2 separate regions of the Homo sapiens genome follow, and region 1 is linked to region 2. Evidence: chromatin loops called from intact Hi-C (ENCODE). Cell type or tissue: endothelial cell of umbilical vein. All regions are shown on one strand. Links, peaks and the distances in the headings refer to the core of each region. The heading gives the core; the rest is flanking DNA.

Region 1 (10,929 bases), core at 1,424-9,423, 140 kb before region 2:
AGCCTCCCGAGTAGCTGGGACTACAGGCGCCTGCCATCATGCCCGGCTAATTTTTGTATTTTTAGTAGAGACGAGAGTTCACCATGATGGCCAGGCTGGTCTCGAACTCCTGACCTCAAGTGATCCACACTCCTGGGCCTCGCAAAGTGCTGGGATTACAGGCATGAGCCACCGCGCCCAGTCTTTTAACTCTATTTTGTTTGTGTGTTTGTTTGTTTGTTTGTTTGAGACACAGTCTCACTCTGTTGCCCAGGCTGGAGTGCAGCAGCAGGATCTCAGCTCACTGCAAACTCCACCTTCAGGGTTCAAGCGATTCTCCTGCCTCAGCCCCTTGAGTAGCTGGGATTACAGGTGTGTGCCACCATGCCCGCCTAATTTTTTTGTATTTTTGGTAGAGACAAGATTTCATCATGTTGGCCAAGCTGGTCTCAAACTCCTGATTTCAAATGATCCGCCCGTCTCGGCCTCCCAAAGTGCTGGGATTACAGGCCTGAGCCACCCACCGCTCCCAGCCTTAACTCTTTTTTTAAAGCGGGATCACTCTTAAACTCAGGCAAGAGGAATCCTATGCCGGGTCGCATAGTCTAGAGAGCTCCTCATGTCATAAACACTAAAAAAAAAAAAGATGTGTGAAGCCGGGTGTGGAGGCTCACGCCTATAATCCCAGCAATTTAGGAGGCCTAGGCTGGTGGATCACTGGAGTTCAAGAGTTCCAGACCAGCCTGACCAACATGGCAAAACCCTGCCTCTACTAAAAATACAAAAAAAAATAGCCGGGCGTGGTGGCGGGCACCCTGTAATCCAGCTAGTCAAGGGGCTGAAGCAGGAGAATCCCTTGAGCCCGAGAGGCGGAGGTTGCAGTGAGCTGAGATTGTGCCGGGGCGACGGAGCGAGACTCCGTCTCAAAAAAAAAGGTGTGTGAGTTGTGAGATGGGGGTGGTGGTGTTAGTGTCAGTTGGTATGAGTTCTAGACAGGGCGACCTTGTAAACCTAGACATTCACCCTTCTGCCTAACAATCTGCAAGCCCCGGGCAGACGCACTTCCAGCATATTCCCTTGCCCTAGATCCTCAAAACAAAAGGCACCCGCATTGGAATGCTGAGAAGTTTTTTGGTGAAAGAGGCATGGCTTTGGAGTGCAGAAAGAATTTGAGTGGCAGGAGTACTTAGGTAAGAGAAAAGACAAATTAATTAACTTGTCAAATCCTCCTTCTTAGCATGAATGCAAAAGATTCTTGCATAACAAAGTATTGTTTCCCAGAGTGCCAAGCAGCCGATTTTTTTGCTTCTCTTTGTATTCCAATTCATGGTTCTGAAGATCCTCATGAATTAGCGCAGTGTTCACTAACGTGCACAGAGTGGCTGAGAAACATTTCGTAGTATAAATTCATTTTACCCTCACATTTGTATATATAGAGATCTAAATATTACATATGGGAAGCATGACATGGATTCTTTAGCAAATACGTGAACATTGAATGCAAAGACTAAACATTCTTAGAAAACAGCCTTCATGGTGGGGCAGGGTGGCTCATGCCTGTAATCCCAGCACTTTGGGAGGCTGAGGCGGACGAATGACCTGAGGTCGGGAGTTTGAGACCAGCCTGACTAACATGGAGAAACCCTCTCTCTACTAAAAATACAAAAAAAATTAGCCGGGTGTGGTGGCGCATGCCTGTAATCCCAGCTACTTGGGAGGCTGAGGCAGGAGAATCGCTTGAACCCGGGAGGCAGAGGTTGCCGTGAGCCGAAATCGTCCCACTGCACTCCAGCCTGGGCGACAAGAGCGGAACTCCTTCTCAAAAACAAAACAAAAAAAACCTTCATTCAAATTTGTAAAAAGCTAATAATATGTTCAGCTTTATTTAAAGATCTTTGACTAAAAATCTGAGAGTGACTAACCACTTCATTTGCCATTGAGTTTTGATAGATCATTTTGAATATTTTAAAAGAAAGAGAACTTTATGTGAAAAATAATTTTTAGATTTTTTTACATTTACTGTCATTCATATTTTCTGGATAAAAATACATTTAAAATTTGAACAGTTTGGCTGGGCATGGGGGCTCATGCCTGTAATCCCAGCACTTTGGGAGGCCAAGGCGGGCGTATTACTTGAGGTCAGGAGTTCGAGACCAGCCTGACCAACATGGTGAAACTCTGTCTCTAATAAAAATACAAAAATTAGCTGGGCTTGATGGCCTGTGCCTGTAATCCCAACTACTTGGGAGGCTGAGGCAGGAGAATTGCTTGAACCTGGGAGGTGGAGGTTGCAGTGAGCCAAGATCATGCCACTGAACTCAGCCTGGGCGACAGAGTGAGACTCTGTCTCAAAAAAAAAAAAAAAAAATGAACAGTTTAACTACAATTACATTTTAAACCATGCACATGTAATAACATTTTAGCCATGCACATATATTAATTTGAATTAAAAATTAAACAAAAAAGGAGGAAAAGAAGGTTGATAAGAAAAAAATAAGTGCTTAAAACAGTATTTGGCAAACGGTGCATTTTCAGTAAGTATTAGGAGTCGCCTTCTGCCACCCCTGCTTACTCTCTGTTAGTTTTAACCTGACATCAGATTAAACATCATTTCCCTTCCTCCTTCTTTTCCCACTCTCCACCCTCCAAATACAAACATACATATCCTGTTTGGAATTTGGTTGCTTTACGGAAACAAATCTAAAATTTGGAAGATAACAGAGCCAGAAGATTTGACAGGAGACATTAGAGAAACCTAGTTAAGGTCAAATGGAAAAATTAGAAGTTCAGTTGTTTAAAATGAACAACACTTTTTAGCACAATTCTGACATATAGCATTTGCCAGGCACTTCTTGGCCTAGTGAGAAGTAATGGGCACTGAGAAATATGGGTGGGACCAAAGGAAATTTAACTCATGCCAACAATTTGACTTACAGGTTGGGTTGCTAGCCCTCAGCAAAACCAAATGAAAGCTTCAGGAAGTTAGCACTACTAGCCACATCCGTACATCTTAAAACACACACCTGGAATGTTTTAACAGCTGGAATCCAATTTCTGAGGTGATTCATGAGAAAGTCAAATTTGATATAGCGTCCACCAATAATAAAACAACAAGAGTTGGCCAGGCGCGGTGGCTCACATCTGTAATCTCAGCACTTTGAGAGGTTGAGGTGGGTGGATCACCTGAGGTCAGGAGTTCGAGACTGGCCTGGCCAACATGGTGAAACTCCGTCTCTACTAAAAATACACAAATTAGCTGGGCATGTTGGTGGGCATCTGTAATCCCAGCTACTCGGGAGGCTGAGGCGGGAGAATTGCTTGAACCCGGGAGGCGGACATTGCAGTGAGCCGAGATTGCACCACTGCACCACAGCCTAGGCAACAGAGCGAGACTCTGTCTCAAAAAAAAAAAAGAAGAGCTAACGGTTTTGGAGAACCTACTGCATGTTAGGTACTGTGATAACCCCTTTTTGCAAAACACGCTATGTAATCCTACCAGGATAGAAAAAGCTGTTCTCATTTTACAGATGAGGAACCTGAGGCTCAGAGAAGTTAGATTATTTTCACCAGAGTCTATTCTGCACTTAACACTTTGGTTTTCAGCCAATAACAATTGTGGCTACCATCTATTTACTTTTTATTTATTTAATTAATTAATTTTTTGAGACAAAGCTTTGCTTTGTCACTCAGGCTGGAATGCAGTGGCACAATTACAGCTCACTGCAGTCTCGACTTCCCCGGCTCAAGTGATCCTCCCACTTAAGCTGCCCGAGTGGCTTAGACTACAGGCATGCACCACCATGCCCTGCTAATTTTTTTTTTTTTTTTTTTGAGACACAGTCTCACTCTGTTGCCCAGGCTGGAGTGCAGTGGTGTGATCTCAGCTCACTGCTACCTCCACCTCCTGGGTTCAAGCGATTCTCCTGCCTCCGCCCTCGTGTAGCTGGGATTACAGGTGCTCCACTATGCCCGGCTAACTTTTTTGGTACTTTTAGTAGAGACAGGGTTTCACCATGTAGGCCAGGCTGGCCTCGAACTCCTGACCTCAAATGATCCACCCACCTTGGTCTCCCAAAGTTTTTGGATTACAGGTATGAGCCACTGCACCCAGCCCCAGCTAATTTTTTAAAAAAAATTTTGTATAGACAGGGGTCTCACTATGTTGCTCAGGCTGATCTTAAACTTCTGGGCTCAAGCAGTCCTCCCACCTTAGCCTTCCAAAGTGCTGAGATTACAGGCGTGCCCAACTTTTTAAATTTAAATTTTTTTTTTTGTTTTTTCATTCACATGATGAGTATTGCAAAATGGCTAACATTTATTGAGAGCCAACTAAGGGCCTGAACATGGGTTGTAACTAATTTAATCTTCACAACAACCCTGTATTTGGAAGCATTTAGTGGTTTTATTTGCAATAAAGCACCTTCAGCTGCAGCACCTACAATTCTATGTGATAGAAACAAATGTAGTAATAGATGCAGGGTCTCTCCCCCATCTCCTGATTTGAAAGCAGAGGGGAAAATGGGCTCTCTTCTGTCACCCTGCTGAGAATCCTATGCTCTGTGCAGAAGAGGGTATTTTCTATTCCAGAGCAGCACTCTTCAATACATTTTCCTGTGATAAAGGGAATGTTCTCTATTTGCATTATTCAATATGGTAGCTACTGGCCATGTGTGAGTGTGCAAAATGTGGTTGATAAGACTGATAAGCTAAAATTCTAAATAGTTTGAATTTAAATAGCCACCTATTATGGGGCTAATAGCTACCATGTTGGAGAGCACAGTTCTAAGGGAGATGACTGCTTGGTGGCCAAATTCTCAGCAGAGTCCACTCTGGCTTCTCTTACCTCTTCTATTGGCCAGCTTCTGAGGCACGTATCTTCAGACTAAGACCTCACTGCTAAGAACTGAGGATGAGGGAAAAATATGGGAATCTTTCTTACTCCCTCTATTAAAAACTAAATATTTAAGAGCTCAAATGATTACTCTATTTGTTTATTAATTTATTTAATAAATATTTATGAAACTTTTACTATATAGCAGGCATATTTACTACGAATCTATGAATTGGCTCTGGGATTAAAAAGGCAAGCAGGATGGGAATGAAGAGACAGACATTGCTTAAATAATCAAACAAATACACCATTACAAACTTGAATCAGCCGGGTATGGTGGCTCATGCCTGTAATCCCAGCACTTTGGGAGGCTGAGGCAGCAAATCACTTGAGATCGGGAGTTCAGACCAGCCTGACCAACATGAAGAAACCCCGTCTCTACTAAAAATACAAAATTAGCTGGACGTGGTGGCTCATGCCTGTAATCCCAGCTACTCGGGAGGCTGAGGCGGGAGAATCACTTGAACCTGGGAAGTGGAGGTTGTGGTGAGCCAAGATCGAGCCATTGCACTCCAGCCTGGGCAACAAGAGCAAAACTCTGTCTCAAAAAAAAAAAAAAAAAGTCTAGACTCGGTGGCTAACACCTGTAATCCCAGCACTTTGGGAGACCGAGGTGAGTGGATCACCTGAGGTCAGAAGTTCGAGACCAGCCTGACCAACATGGAGAAACCCCGTCTCTACTAAAAATACAAAATTAGCCAGGCGTGGTGGCACGTGCCTGTAATCCCAGCTACTCAGGAGGCTAAGGCAGGAGAATCGCTTAAACCTGGGAGGTGGAGGTTGCAGTGAGCTGAGATCGTGCCATTGCACTCTGGCCTGGGCAACAGAGCAAGACTCCGTCTCACATAAGTAAGTAAGTAAGTAAGTAAGTAAGTAAATAAATAAATAAATAAATAAATAAATAAATAAATAAATAAAATAAAATAAAAAACTTGAATCAATGCAAAGCATAAGGAGTTCTGGAGGCATTTGACAAAGTGTGGAGGATTCCTGTGAAGCATCAGGAAACATTTTTCTGATGATGCTAAAGTTCAGCTTGTGGAAATGAGGTTTTAATTGAGGAATGAGTTAGAATTAACTGAGTGCCAGTGGAGAGAAAAGCCTTTGAGCAGAGAGAATAGCATGTACAGGCCTGAGGTGGGCAGAGTGTGGATTATGTTTGAGGAATGTTAATGAATGGGAAAGTGGGGAGAGATTAGGCTGAAGAGTCAGGCTTTGGCCAGGCCCTACAGAACCTTTCTCATCATATTAGGACTTTTGACCTTTATTCCAGAAACAGTGGAAAGCTACTGAAAGGTTTTAAGCAGAAGAGTGATATGGTTAGAAAATAAACTTAAAAAAAAAAAAAAAAGCAAAACTTGGCTTTTACAAGGGCCTCATTGTTCCCTGTTCCTTCCTTCCTTCCTCCTTCAGCAAGCAGGCAGGTGACTTCCCCCAGACACAGGGCTGCAGCTGGCCCCAGAAGCAGTTCCTCAGAACAGATTAGAAGTGCTTGGTCCTGGGCCCAGGGGATGAATGGAGCTAAGCTATGTTCTCTCCTCTAATACTCTGTGTGTTCTCTCTGTGTGTTTCTGCCATTAAATAAATACTGGGGGTATTTATAAGAACTGTCAGCAAACCACCCACTCCTTCTCTGCCACAGGCCCAGAAGCCCTCAAACAGTAACAGCCTGTACCAGAATCTCCACGATATCCAAAGAGACAGCTCCGAAAGGAATACTAAATATAACTTTCTTCCACACAGGCTGGTGCCTGCTGCCTTGACTTTTACAATCATAGTTGTGGAACATGTAAGAAACTTGAATTCAACGGGCAGTTTTAAGCCAAACAAGGGCTGCCTACTGGAGAGATTGGCTGTGAATATTTTCTAATCTGACCACCTTCCCATTAAGCCATATGTATTTGATTGTCCTGAAGTTGGGAGGATGACAAGCCAAAGAATTTATTCCAGTGGGAGTAAGGCAAGAATGGAAGAGGGAGAACCAGATATTAAGATTTGTGAATGTATTTGAAGTTCAACGCTTTCAAATAATGTGAAAGAAACATCTAAGCAAATGTATCACTGATTGTCCTCTTCTTCCAAAATGAATTGATTTTTACAGCCACTTTGGAAGACAGTTTGGCAGTTTCTGACAAACTGTTTGCAGGTCAACACACCTGGGCTCTGCCATTTATTGCAGCAAAGTTAACTCACTTTCTAGAGCTTTAGGGTCCTTGTCTGTAAAGTAGATTATTAGTGCCTGTGTGCAGGGTTGTTGTATGGTTGAGAGACAATGTGGGTGGAATGCTTAGAAAGAGCCCAGCACATGGTCAGCACTGATAATGTTATTATCTAGTAGTGCATCTGTGTGTCTGTCTTCCCCATGACAGGCACTGAGCTCATCAAGCACAGAGACCTGCTGTTGGCCTTTATGTCTAGTGCCTACCCCTGCAGGTGCTCAATATATAAAATAATTAATTGAAATAACCATCTTAAAATAAAGGAATTCTTCTCTTGCATTGTTATCTTTCCCAAGATAGTGGTCTATCTTCTAATTTCCTACAACATTCACTGTTTATTTGTATGTGTTTCAGATATGAATTAGGGGGAAAAAATTACTAGATGCACTTCCAGAAAGATATTTTCTCAGAATGCCCTGCTTACACACACACACACCACACTTTAATTAATACATTTTACTTTTGAGTAGTTTTAGGTTTACAAAAAAATTGAGCAGAAAGTACAGACACTTCCAATATACACTTCACTGCCTCCCACCACTTCTTTCCCTTATTATTAACATCTTGCATTAGCGTGGTACATTTGTTATAGTTGATGAGCCAATATTGATATATCATTATAAACTAAAGTCCATAGTTGACATTAAAGTTCACTTTTTGTGTTGTACATTCTATAGGTTTTGACAAATGTGTCACAAGTATTCACCATTACATTATCATACAGAATAGTTTTACAGCCCTAAAAATCTCCTGTTCTCCACCTATTCATCCCTTCTTCTCCTGAACCCCTGGAAACCACTGATCATTTTACTGTCTCCATAGTATTGTCTTTTACAGAATGTCATATAATTAGAATTATATAGTATGTAGCTGTTTCCAGTTGGCTTGCTTTCTCTTCCTACCTTTCTTTCTTTCTTTCTTTCTTTCTTTCTTTCTTTCTTTCTTTCTTTCTTTCTTTCTTTCTTTCCTTCCTTCCTTCTCCTTCCTTCCTTCCTTCCTTTTTTTTCAGGGTCTCACTCTATCACCCAGGCTGGAATGCAGTGGCACACTCTTGCTTCACTGCAACCTCCGCCTCCCAGGCTTCAGTGATCCTCCCACCTCAGCCTCCCAAGTAGCTGGGACTATAGGCCCGCACCACCACACCCAGCTAATTTTTGTATTTTTAGTAGAGACAGGGTTTCGTCATGTTGGCCAGACTGGTCTCGAACTCCAGACCTCAGGTGACCCACCTGCCTCAGCCTCCCAAAGTGCTGGGATTACAGGCGTGAGCCACCATGCCTGGCCTCAGTTGGCTTCCTTCACTTACTGATAGTGATATGCATTTAAGATTCATCCTTGTCTTTTGGGGGCTTGACAACTCATTTCTTTTTTATTTTATTTTATTTTTTTTGAGACGGAGTCTTGATCTGTTGCCAGGCTGGAATGCAGTGGCGCGATCTCAGCTCATTGCAACCTCCACCTCCTGGGTTCAAGCAATTCTCCTACCTCTCAGCCTCCCAAGTGGTTGGGATTACAGGCACGCACCACCACGCCCAGCTAATTTTTGTATTTTTAGTAGAGACGGGGTTACACCATGCTAGTCAGGCGGGTCTCAAACTCCTGACCTCAAGTGATCCACCTGCCTCGGCCTCCCAAAGTGCTGGGATTACAGGCCTGAGCCACCGTACCTGCTTATTTTTATTTTTATTTATTTATTTTTTATCACTGAGCAATGTGTATGGATGTACCATAGTTTGTCTGTTTACCTACTGAAGGATGTCTTGGCTGCTTCCAAGTTTGGCAATTATGAATAAAGCTGCTATAAACACTTATGTGTAGGTTTTTGTGTGAACATAAATTTTCAACTCATTTGGATAAATACCAAGAAGTAACATTGCTAGATCATATGGTTACACTATGTATAGTTTTGTAAAAAACTGCCAAACTGTCTTTCAAAGTAGCCATACCATTTTGCATTCACACCAGTAATGAATGAGAGTTCCTGTTGCTCCACATCCTCACTAGCCTTTGCTGTAGCTAGTGTTTTGGATTGGCCATTCTAGTTAGCTGTGTAGTGGTATCTCGTTGTTTTAGTTTGCAATTCTCTAGTGACATACATTATTAACATCATTGCATATACTTATTTGCCATCTGTGTATCTTCTTTAGTGTAGTGTCTATCCAGATTGTATGCCCATTTTAAAATTGAGTTGTGTTTTTTATTGAGTTTTAACAGTTCTTTGCATATTTTGAATACAAGTCCTGTATCAGATGTATGTTTTATAAAATATTTTCTCCTAGTCTGTGGCTTGTCTTTTCATTTTCTTTTTTTTTTTTTTTTTTTTCCTGAGGCAGCGTCTCACTCTGTCGCCCAGGCTGGAGTGCAGTGGTGCAGTCATGGCTCACTGCAGCCTTGACCTCCCAGGCTCAAGCTATCTTCCCAAGATCAGCCTTTTGAGAAGCTGAGACAACAGGTATACATCACCATGCAAGGCTAATTTTTGTAGAGATGGGGGGTCTCACTATGTTCCCCAGACTGGTCTTGAACTTCTGGCCTCAAGCCATCCTCCTGCCTTGGACTCCCAAAATGCTGGGATTACAGATGTGAGCCACCATACCTGGCCTATCGATTTTTCTTCCGTGGATCATGTCAGCATTTTCTTCATCATGGAATTCCTAGTGCTAAAAACAGTGCCTGGCAAATAGTACATCCTCAATAAAGTGTTGTTGCATGAATCTGAAAAATTCAAAATTTACTTATTCACAGACAGAGAATTCTACTACAGGGTGTTTATCTAATAGATACATGTGCAAATTTTGTTGTTGTTGTTGCAGCATTGTTTGTAAAAGACAAATGCTGTTAACAGACTAAATGTCCATCAATAAAGTATTAGATAACTTTTTGTATACTCATATTGCTAAGTAAAAAAGCAAATTACAGAATAGTCTCAGTTGGATGCCATAGCACACACTGGTAGTCCCAGTTACTCAGGAGACTGAGGTGGGAAGATTGCTTGAGCCAAGGAGTTTGAAGCCAGCCTGGGCAACATAGCAAAACCCCATCTCAATTTAAAAAATAAGTTTTTATTTTTTTAAAACAGTTTCTATAGTTTGAGTATATGTGAAATATAAGAAACCTGCTTTCTGACCCATATTGGAATGTTTCATGTCTTCCAGTGAGTCTATCTTTGGGTGATGGATTGAGGAAGGAGGGAAAGAACACTTTCACATCAGAGCCTAACTTATTTGCTTAGTTTTTTTCCACTTTAATAAGAAGCAAGTAAAATTTTATGATTTTTTTCCTTTTAAATTGGTTTATTTATTTATTTATTTTATTTTTTTGAAACGGAGTTTCTCTCTTGTTGCCCAGGCTGGAGTGCAAAGGCACAATCTTGACTCACCGCAACCTCTGCCTCCTGGGCTCAAGAGATTCTCCTGCCTCAGCCTCCCGAGTAGCTGGAATTACAGGCATGTGCCACCATGCCTGGCTAATTTTTTTTTTTTTTTAGTAGAGATGGGGTTTCTCCATGTTGGTCAGGCTGGTCTCAAACTCCCGACCTCAGGTAATCTGCTCAGCTCAGCCTCCCAAAGTGCTGGGATTACAGGCATGAGCCACCGCGCCTGGCCTAAATTGGTTTATTTTTAAGATTAAAATGTGTAGGCCGGGCGCGGTGACCTGTGCCTATAATCCCACCACTTTTGGAGGCCAAGGCACGTGGATCACCTGAGGTCGGGAGTTCCAGATAAGCCTGACCAACATAGTGAAACCATGTCTCTACTAAAAAAAAAAAAAAAAAAAAATTAGCCAGGCATGGTGGTGGGGGCTTGTAATCCCAGCTACTTGGGAGGCTGAGGCAGGAGA
Region 2 (10,929 bases), core at 1,792-9,791:
CTCACTGCAAGCTCCGCCTCCCGGGTTCACGCCATTCTCCTGCCTCAGCCTCCCGAGTAGTGGGACTACAGGTGCCCGCCACCAGGCCCGACTAATTTTTTTGTACTTTTAGTACAGACGGGGTTTCACCGTGTTAGCCAGGATGGTCTCGATCTCCTGACCTCGTGACCCACCCGCCTCGGCCTCCCAAAGTGCTGGGATTACGGGCTTGAGCCACCGCGCCTGGCCCAAGCATATTCCTTATGATAAATTAAGCAGGGAGGAAATTACTGAGAATTATTTAATGCTGATATGCCTTACATATACATATATGCTTATATATAAATATATGTTGATATATAAATATAAATTATGTATATATTTATATATTATTTATAATATATAGATATAAACATTTATATATAAAAACTATATATTTTTATATATACATATATATATTTTTTGAGACAAAGTCTTGCTCTTGTCCCCCAGGCTGGAGTGCAATGGCGTGATCTTGGCTCACTGCAACCTCCGCCTCCTAGGTTCAAGCGATTCTCCTGCCTCAGCCTCCCAAGTAGCTGGGATTACAGGCACCTGCCACCACACCCTAATTTTCGTATTTTTAGTAGAGACGGGGTTTCACCATGTTGGCCAGGCTGGTCTTGAACTCCTGACCTCAGGTCATCCACCTGCCTCGGCCTCCCAGTGTTGGGATTACAGGTATGAACCACCGCGCCTGGCCTTGATATACCTTTTAATAGTTAACTCAATATGCACAATGTAGCATTCAGTCACCGTAAGGAGCTTTTTTTCTGAGAGGGTAATAAGATGTGGGTCTAGTACAGCTGTAGGTTAATTTTTGATTATTTAAATCTTATATTATTGGATGCCACATTTAATTTAATGGAAAAACAAAACACAAACACAACAGAGCAAATAAACTATGATTTTCTAAATGAATCTTCTTGGCTTATGAAATTAATTCTGCTATTTATTGAGTAATCATAATACATCAAGCATTATTCCAGATAATGTGTAGACATTCCATTTAGGGAATGGAAAATCTAGAGGGAGAGTTACACATTGGGTAGCAGTAGTGTGCTAGAGTTGGCTTGAGAGAGCATACTGTTAAATTTGCAGCAAGCTTACAAGCCAGTTGACATCACAATGGTAGCTAGAAATTACCATGATGAGAGTATGAACACCATGGAAAGCAGCACCTGCTACAAATCAGGGCTTTTTTCCACCACACTGCCAAAAAGTCAGTTGTTGAACATATGTAACACAACACTGAAGTAGAGTGAGGCCCAAGTACTATGATAAACTCAGAGTTGCAATCAGGGATTTTTGCTCCTAGCTATCATAGACTATGTAATTCATGACAGATGTTCTTAGCAATGCAAGTCAGCTGATGATTTTCTCTTTTAATTAATTGTCTAATTAAGGATGTATAGATTTGTGCTCACTTAAACAGCACATTTGTTGTCAATATGTAAACATTGTTAACTTAAAACTAGAATAGTTTCCTAAAATAAATTTTGCTGCTAGGCTATAGGATTCTCAGTTAGGTTCAATAATTGTGTATAGTCCTTGTTTTTGGAGGGGCTGCATAAGGTCAGTAAGTCCAACCTCCTGTCTGTCCATGCCACCAGCTGATGGTATTTGCTCACCTTGTGGAATGACTGCAAATGGGGCTGGGGAAGATACCCAAAGGTGTTCAATGTGGAGGTGCAGTAACTAGGGTCATTCTCTGCTGTTTCCAATAGATTTCTTGGTAAAGTTGAGGTGGATGTCATTCAAATTGTGGTCAGAACTGCCTGGCAGTCAGTTAAAACTAAGGTGTCACCAACAGTTTGAGAGAACTGCACTAAGGCATTTTTCTTTATGATGCAGTCTTCAGGAGTGGGCTGAAAAACAAAATATCATGATGTCTGTCACTCCCCTGAACATCCTGGGTCTAAAGTGTTCTCTCTCCAAGAGCTCGGTTGCTGCGCTCCCCCTATTGCCACAAAATCAGGGTATCCCATTCCAGTAGCTATAACTTCACCTTTTTCCCATTTACCTCCTATTTTCACCTAGAACTTTTGTCTGGAAAGGTCAGGCATAAAAGAGAATAAAACAGATCTCTGGAACTTTTCTAAGAAATCCCTGGTCCCTCTTATATCTGACCTTTCCTAACAAAAGGTCTAGGCGAAAATAGAGAATATGGGCTGGGCATGGTGGCTCATGCCTGTAATCCGAACACTTTGGGAGGCCAATCACCTGAGGTCATGAGTTCGAGACCAGCCTGACCAACATGGCGAAACTCCATCTCTACTAAAAATACAAAAATTAGCCAGGTATGGTGGCACATGCCTGTAATCCTAGCTACTCGGGAAGCTGAGGCAGGAGATTGCTTGAACTTGGGAGGCAGAGGTTGCAGTGAGCTGAGATCACACCACTGCGCTCTAGCCTGGGCAACAAAGCGAGACTCCATCTAAAAAAAAAAAAAGAAAATAGAGAATATGATTGGGAAAAAGGTGAAGTTATAGCTACTGGGATGGAACATACTGATTTTATATTATTTTATTTTATTTTATTTTATTTTATTTTAGAGATGAGATTCTCACTCTGTTGCCCAGGTTGGAGTGCAGTGGCACCATCATAGCTCACTGCAGGCTTGAACTCTGAGCCTCAAGTGATCCTCCTGCCTCAGCCTCCCATGTTGCTGGGATTACAGATGTGAGCTACTGCTCCCAGCTCTCACACTGATTTTTGAGAAGTATACTCAACCAAGTGGTTATTATCCTTATGATCAAGGATTATGTAAACCCAACAAGAAAATCAGGAGGCTGAAATAGAATTAAATTTGAACCTCCTAGAATCCTTTTTATGCCTGGTTGCTACCAAAAGGGCGGACCAACCCTACTGGCCCGGGATTGCTGTTGCATGGTGCTGTTGCACCATGTCCAGGAATGGTCATGGAAGTAACACCAATTTTCAAAATAAGTCTTTATAACCCCTGCCCCTTTTATTCTGATTATTATTCAGGAAGCAGCTGAGATAGAATGAGTCCTTTCTGGGGACAGCTGCATTGAGTGACCAAACAGCTTTACTAAGATGTGGGCACCAGGAGCTGGTGAGAGAAGTAGACAGTTTTTGAGAAGGCCATTCCAATGCACAATAATACCATATGACAATGGACGGTAGGGAGTAAGAAAGCTTCATTGAATACCTTGACTAATAGCTCATTGCTGAATAGCTTTTGTGCTATAGGGTGCACCCCATTGACAGACTGAAAATGTTCCAGAAAGCAAAACGCACAACCCAGATTAACTTAACTTTATGGGCCCTACTGTTGGGACTAGACCCATATGATTGGACTGGAATGGCAATTCCATAACTTGAATAAGTGTCAATATTGGTGTGGCACCACCAATAGCTCTGAGGAGGGAGGGGTCAGAGGTTCACTGTAGTCAGTCTGTCAGGAGCATGAGGGAGATCCCTATGTGTGATGTGTCCTCTCTCACCGTAAGACAAATGAGTCAACTTCTGGCAGTCACAAGTTTGGCATGTAGTGGTGGCTTCTGCATTAGAAACATGGAGTTCTTTACCTTGTGCTCTGTGTGTAATGGGGGTGTGTTGCCATGTATGTACAGGCAGCAATGTTGGCAATCTGGATGGTTCAGGCTTGATCAGCAGCTTGATTCCAATCATTCCCATGCTTATGGTGAGTATCTACATGAACTACCCAGATAGTTCAATCAGTAGCCATAATTTTTGTCCTATAGTTTGCAGTCCCTTAAAGGGGTGTCTTTAATCTGCTATTTTATTGTTTTCCAAGTGGCCAACCAAATAGGTAGGCCACAGTCAACAGCCCAAGAGTCAGTAAAAATATAACAGGTTTATCAAGGGGAGTATTTGCCAGAGCCATGAGAATGGCCTTTAGTTTAGCTCAGTGAAGACCACCAGGTTTCAGCTCAGCCAGACTATAAGTGAAACAGGCCCAGGCATTTAGAGGAGGTTCTGTGAATTGAGGGTCCTCTTGAGCCAGTGGCTTTGCTTCAGGTGACAGAGTGGTGAATAATTTTTTTTTTCTAAAGGATCACTTCTCAGCTGAGTGTGGTGGCTCACACCTACAATTCTAGCATTTTGGGAGGCTGAGGCAGGAGGATAGTTTGAGGCTGGGAGTTTGAAACCAGCCTGGGTAACATAGTGAGACTCCATCTCTACAAGTAAACACAAATAGTTAGCCAGGAGTGGTAGTGCCAGCTACTCAGTAGGCTGAGGCAGGAGGATCACCTGAGCCCAGGAGTTTGAGGCTGCAGTGAACTATGATTGTGCCACTGCATTCCAGCCTGCACAACTGATTGATAGCCTGTCTCAGCAGCAGCAGCAATAACAACAACAAAAATATTGCTACTCTTTTACACGTAAAGCTGAGATGTTACTGGGGTTGGGCTGGCTGCATTCTTGAATATGCCATTTCCATTTGACATATGAGGCTTGTTTGCTCCTTTTTCATTTTGTTAGTCATTTAGTCCAAGTTGGCCGGCCTCAAAATGATTATTGGCTGGAGAGTCAGAAGGCCTCCATGGGTCCAGTGTTCAGTTTCCAGAAGAGCTCAGTGACAGGCTAATAGCTGCTTTTCAAAAGAGGTCTACCTGGTAATTATGTTAGGGAGGCAATAAGTCCTAAACTTCACGGTGCACCTCCAAGTGAAGGTTGCCTTTCTTTTCCAGAGGCTCTAATTGGCAAAACCACCAGTTATAGACTTGTAACTCAAAGGAGTCATTAGGGTTATGGGGTCCCAAAGGTAATAACAATTGTCTATACATGGCTCTTCTTGATCAGGATAATCCCCTCTGTCACATATGAACATTCACTCTACAGACATGGAAAGCATCAATACCAATTAAATATTCAGGCTTGGAAGCCGTAGCAATAATACATGGTTATCTTTAATTCTTCTCTGCAAACTGTGCCCAAACCCCATTAACTGAATTCGGACATCCTTCCCTACCATCCTCTCCCAGGACTGACTATGATGATGACTTTGGGAACTGTATCCAAACCATAAAAATGTGAGAATCTCACCCCACTGAACAGATGCATCCCTCTTGAAGACCTGGAGCCCTTGGTCCTACTTCTAATCATCTTTCTCCCTAAAGCGGATGAGATCAGGGCTTGGGGGAGGGAGGGATTAAGGGTGCAGAGGGAGAGAATGGCTTTGCACTAGTAAGTAAGAAATATTTACTTTGATTTTGAGTGGCATGGTGGTGGCATGGTAGCTCCATGAAACAAACCACCAGTGTTTTCAGTGCACACAAAGCCCTGCATATTAGGCGGTAATTTATCGTTGACAGCATCTGTTTCAGTTTTGGGGCTCTCTTGATTCAACAGCCACATCCCGCATTGCTTTTCAGCTAGGATGAGTGTGGGTTTGCATTTTTGGTTGTAGTAGAGACTTTTGTTTGTTTTTGAGATGGAATTTCACTCTTGTTGCCCAGTCTGGAGTGCAATGGCGCAGTCTCGGCTCACTGCAACCTCGGCCTCCTGGATTCAAGCGATTCTCCTGCCTCAGCCTCCCGAGTAGCTGGGATTACAGGCATGTGCCACCACGCTGGCTAATTTTGTATTTTCAGTAGAGACGGGATTTCTCCGTGTTGGTCAGGCTCCCAAAGTGCTGGGATTACAGGCATGAGCCACCGTGCCTGGCCTGTAGTAGAGACTTTTATAAAGGAGTCTGCTTTAATCCAGGGCATTTGCAGCTGTATTGTCAAGATCATATATTTTAAGTTCTCATTCTGTTTGAATACAAGGGTTAAGTAGGGAAGTTTTCCAGGGCTGTGGGTCTGACTGCAAGAATTTATAATTCATCGAGTCAGTTTCTCGTTCTCCAGGGGATTGCCTCCATCAGCATTGTAAATCCAGTCCTGGGCAGTAAGAGCTTAAATACTACGCAGTGACTCATTTATGATTCCTCTTGGGAGTTATTTCCTCTCAGGGAAGTCTCTCTGAGGGGGCCAAAGCTCCCTTATAGCAGGAAGAATTCACTGCAGAAACAAACAAGAAAACTGGGACCTTTGCCATCATCTCTGAATGGATTTAAGGTTGGCTTGATAGACTGCAGGAGGGACTGAGTGCTAAGATGTCCCAGCTGTTGACATTCTTCCTTAACGAACATTGTGTGCTCTGCCCCTTCATCTCCCAAGTGAATCAGCCAGTTTCTGCTGAGAGCCCTTATACATTTCCCTCTGTTCATACTCAGTGTAGGTACTTCTGTCTTTAACTGCTGTCTGAAAGGAGGTGAGACTTTTTCCCTCCACCCTCCTCCCCCTACTTACCAGGATGAATCTTAGTGTTACTTGTTTCAATGGGGCTGACCATCAGATTGGTAGCATTTCCCTCTTGCCCATAGGAGTGTTATGAAAACCAGACCACTGTCTTTGAACCCACCTCCGTGAACTTGTCCTGCAACTATCTCCCCAATTTCTCCTTAATAACAGGCAATGAAATGAAGGGCCATTTATTGCCAGGTTAAAACACAGAAGGTATTAAAAACTTTGTAAGGATAAAAATTGTAGAGAGCTGTCAAAAGTACACACCTATTGGTCATATGAAATGTCAAGCCCATATCATGGTAATAATGCTCTACCACGGTCTAACCAGCGTATTTGACTCCTCTTCTGTGAAAATTGAGACAAATTTGAATTTATGTGATGAAGCTATTTCTTTTTTCTTAAACTAAATAATGTTGCCTACTCTGCTCTTGAAGACAACTCCCATTTTATGTTCTTTTGCTTCCTGTATAACAGAAGGGAGATGGGATGATAGATAAAGACGAGCTGCAGGAAGCTTGTGACCAGGCCAACTTGAGTTTAGATGACAAGCTCCTGGACCAGCTATTTGACTACTGTGATGTGGATAATGATGGCTTCATTAACTATCTGGAATTCGCAAATTTTCTTAACTGGAAAGACAAAATGCTTCTTAAAGAGTATGAAGAGAGGGTCATTATTAAAGGTATTTAATTTTTGAAGGTTTGATGAATTATTATTTTTTTAAATTTTAAAATTTATTATTATTATTTTTAATACAGACGAGGTCTCACTATGTTGCCCAGGCTGGTCCTACTTGCCCTTGAACTCCTGGGTTCAAGGGATTCTCTTGCTTTGGCCTCCCAAAGTGCTGGGATTATTGGTGTGAGCCAGCATGCTTAGCCATTTGCTGAATTCTTAAATGGACTTCTGTATTTTAATTTTTCTAAGAGCTCAGCTATATTCAACTTTAATATTATATGAAAAATAAAAATATACATTTATACATGGTTTTTATTTGCTTGTTTATGCATGGAATATCTGTAGTAGTGTAGGAAAGAATCAATAATATTTATTATTTCCAGGAAGAGGCAGTTGGATGGCTGAGGGACAGGGTGGCAATGAGATTCACTTTTTAATCTATATTTTTGTATCTTTTGAGTTTGGAACCATGTATTATTTATTCAAAAAAATTAAAAGCACAAAACTTACACTGAAGCTCAAAATATAAAAGACAGTTTCTCAGAAACCTGTTTAAAAACGATTATCTGAGTAGTTAATTCCCTTTCCCAGGAAACACACAATTTGACATAAAATTAGATTTTAAAAATTTTGTATAAAAAGGAAAAACAGCATAATCTTTACTTTTGATTCAAATGTTATAATGTTTACATCAAGCTTGTCCAACCCTTGGTTCAAGACAGCTTTGAATGCTGCCCAACACAAATTTGTAAACTTTCTTAAAACGCTATGAGATTTTTTTGCGACATTTTGTTTTTAAGCTCATCAGCTGTCCTTAGTGTTAGTGTACTTTATGTGTGGCCCAAGATAAGTCTTCTTCCAGTGAGGTCCAGGGAAGCCAAATGGTTGGATACCTCTGGCCTACATTTTATCTTTCTGTATCATTACATATATAGATATACATATATACATATGTGTATATGTATATATTTTAAGCATGTCTAAAATAACACTGAACATACTATATAAGGCTTTTTAAAATTTAACTTTCGCATTTCTCTTCTTCCTTTTTTTTTTTTTTTTTTTGATAGGGTCTTGCTCTGTTGCCCAGGCTGGAGTGCAGTGGTGTGATCTTGGCTCACTGCAATCTCTACCTGCCGGGTTCAAGTGATTCTCGTGCCTCAGCCTCCAGAGTAGCTGGGATTATGGCAGGTGTGTGCCACCATGCCTGGCTAATTTTTTGTATTTTTAGCAGAGACAGGGTTTCACCATGTTGCCCAGGCTGGTCTCGAACTCCTGGCCTCAAGTGATCCTCCTGTCTTGGCCTCCCAAAGTGCTAGGATGACCGACAAGAGCCAACATGCCCAGCCAGCTTTCATATTTCTAAGGAATGAAGAAATGCTTTTTTGGTTTCTATGAACTACATTTCAGTTCCCTCATGCTGATATATTATGATTTACTAAACCATTTCTTCACTCTATGAAATTTAGGCTGTTTCTAGATATTTTAAAAGTAATATGCACAATGCTATAATGATCATATCTCAAAAAGCTTTTTATTTCTCATTTCTTATGAATGTTATTATTGTCTCAGAAGTAACTCTATTTTCATTTTGCTTTTCTAAATGATTTTACTGATTTGCAATTTTATCAGCTAAGTCTGTGAGGTTTTACTCCAATCTCACTACCATTGAGTGTTATTTCAAACAAAAATTCTTACATTGTTGTACTTTAGTTGGTTTATAATAATACCTCATTTGCCTTGCTTTTTTTTTTTTTTTTTTTTTTTTTTTGAGACAGTGTCTCACTCTGTTTGCCCAGGCTGGAGTGCAGTGGTGCAATCATAGCTCATTGCAGCCTTGAACTCCTGGGCTCAAGTGATTCACCTGCCTCAGCCTCTTGAGTGGCTGTGTTGCCCAGGCTGGTTGTGAACTCCTGGCTTGAGGGATCCTCCCTCCTCAGACTCCCAATATGCTGGGATTACAGGCATGAGCCACTGCATCCAGCCTACCTTAATTTTTGTATCTTAATTATTAGAGGTTCAGCTTTTTAAAAAGATATTTACATTTTTATTTTCTCTCGGGATGTCTCTCTTCTAAAAAGTGGAGATACTACTATTTTCACTTTTATTCTTGGGTCATGCCTTTCTGTGAAGTCAAAACCAAATTTTGGTCTCTCTTGATGATGCGAGCCCTTATGGGTTAGCCTTTCTATTCTATCCACTAGGAAAGCATCAGAATCTTCCCTACCTAATGAAGCTTTTTATAGAAAACAGCTCTACTCCAACCCTTTCATAAACAGGGGTGACAGAGCTTCCTTCTTGGCACAACTCATGAAGTAGTGGTAGAAAGCAAAAGCTTATTTCAGACCAGATAATTCTTCAAATTGTTTCTGGTTTTTGGATGCTGATTTCTTCAGCCATTTTAAATGGAGTTTTTAAGGATTTTCATCTTCTATGATTTTAGGGTAGAAACTGTCAAGTTTGTAGTCAGTAGGTCTAGAGGGGGCCCAGGAATGTTCTGCCAAAATTTTTCTGATACCAAATTCTATCTTACTGTTGACTTTTGGAGAAAAGTGGGTAAGTAATCTTCCAATTTTTTGAGAAATTCTTTTTCAAACTTTGTCCAGATTTCTACTTTTGGTGAGGTGGAGGGTTAGAGGATCTGGAACAGTGGGCCTGAGAATTTTCAGAGCAGCAATTGGCAGGAACTGAGTGTGGGGAGAGGTGGGGTTGCGGGGAGGAATGCGTTCTTCAGAGACGTAAGTCTTTTCTAGTTTGCCACGGTATCCACCCTTCTCTAATACCAGCAGGTCACTTGCCTTTGCAACCCTTACTTGGGCTCCCCCAGAACCTTTAGAATTTTTCTAAAGATGGGAACACCACAGCGCTCTCTAGTGGTATATATGTAGTAACCAGATCTGAAAAAGATTGCAGGAATTTATTCCTAAATTTCAGAATTGGCTCAGCAAAGCAATCTGCAAAAGAGGACAGTCTTACAACTTCAGTTCTATCTCAGGGTTTTCTTTTGTACACTGACTTGTCAGGAGTTAGTTGTAGAAACAGTTCTTGAGCTCACAGTGAGTTCTTATCATCTCTCTTGATGTTGTAGTGCATGCTCCCCCCAGTCAAGTAGATGTGGAATTTTCCACTACAAGCATGTCTTGTCTTATTTCTCCCTAGTGCATAGTGCTAGGAAAAACTCTGTAGTTCAAGTTAAATATTAAAATACGCTTTTTTTTTTTTTTTGAGACGAAGTCTCACTGTTTTCCTCCAGGCTGGAGTGCAATGGCGCGATCTCGGCTCACTGCAACCATTGCCTCCCTGATTCAAGTGATTCTCCTGTCTCAGCCTCCTGAGTAGCTGGGGTTACAGGCGCCTGCCACCATGCCTGACTAACTTTTATATTTTTAATAGAGACGGGGTTTCATCATGTTGGCCAGGCTGGTCTCGAACTCCTGACCTCAGGTGATCTGTCCACCTCAGCCTCCCAAAGTGCTGGGATTACAGGCGTGAGCCACCGTGCCTGGCCGCTCTATTTTTTTTTTTTTTTTTTAAGAAAAGAAATGAATGGATTCTGTGTTTACATTTGGTCTCTCATATTTCAAAGCTTTATTCTAGAATAAAGTGAGTGGAGTAGCAGAAGAAAACATTAGGCCATGTTCAGATTTCCTGGCATATGACATTGGCCTGAACTTACTCTTCCACAGTTGGGTGTTGGGTCAGTGGAGGGGTCATGCCAGCTGTTTCCATTAGCAAGAAGAGACTAGATGGGAAAACTTATCCTGTTACAGAGCAGCAAGCACTAAGTAGTAATGTATTCCTGCATTTTTTCTTTCATTTATTTTCCTTAAAGGTAGAAAACCAGATTGTGTAAACCCTACTGAGGCTAATGTTGAAGAACCTGAACAAACTCTCCTCATAAAGCCAGAAGATATTGTCTTAAAAGAAGCAGGAAGCACAGAAAAGACTC

The links. Peaks named below come from ENCODE experiments on the same cell type or tissue, not always from the same donor. Only the 100,000 strongest peaks of a DNase experiment are listed, where the experiment ranks them.
Region 1: it touches region 2 in a loop (5-fold over the local background); 14 of 110 quality-filtered maps call a loop at or near these places.

What each region holds. Positions count from the first base shown.
Region 1 is chr3:20,019,347-20,030,275 of GRCh38, reverse strand. No RefSeq gene overlaps it. Among named protein-coding and RNA genes, the nearest start is that of PP2D1, 13 kb to the right of the region's middle. RefSeq lists a cis regulatory region at 6,969-7,416. In endothelial cell of umbilical vein, for the core only: no CTCF peak of the experiment used is centred there; a DNase peak (open chromatin) is centred at 6,285; H3K27ac peaks cover 1,031 bases.
Region 2 is chr3:19,884,499-19,895,427 of GRCh38, reverse strand. It overlaps EFHB (EF-hand domain family member B), which reads left to right. Exons shown (of 13, transcript NM_144715.4): 10 at 6,777-6,984; 11 at 10,813-10,929. Among named protein-coding and RNA genes, the nearest start is that of EFHB, 44 kb to the left of the region's middle. RefSeq lists an enhancer at 8,201-8,370. In endothelial cell of umbilical vein, for the core only: no CTCF peak of the experiment used is centred there; a DNase peak (open chromatin) is centred at 6,047; H3K27ac peaks cover 1,237 bases.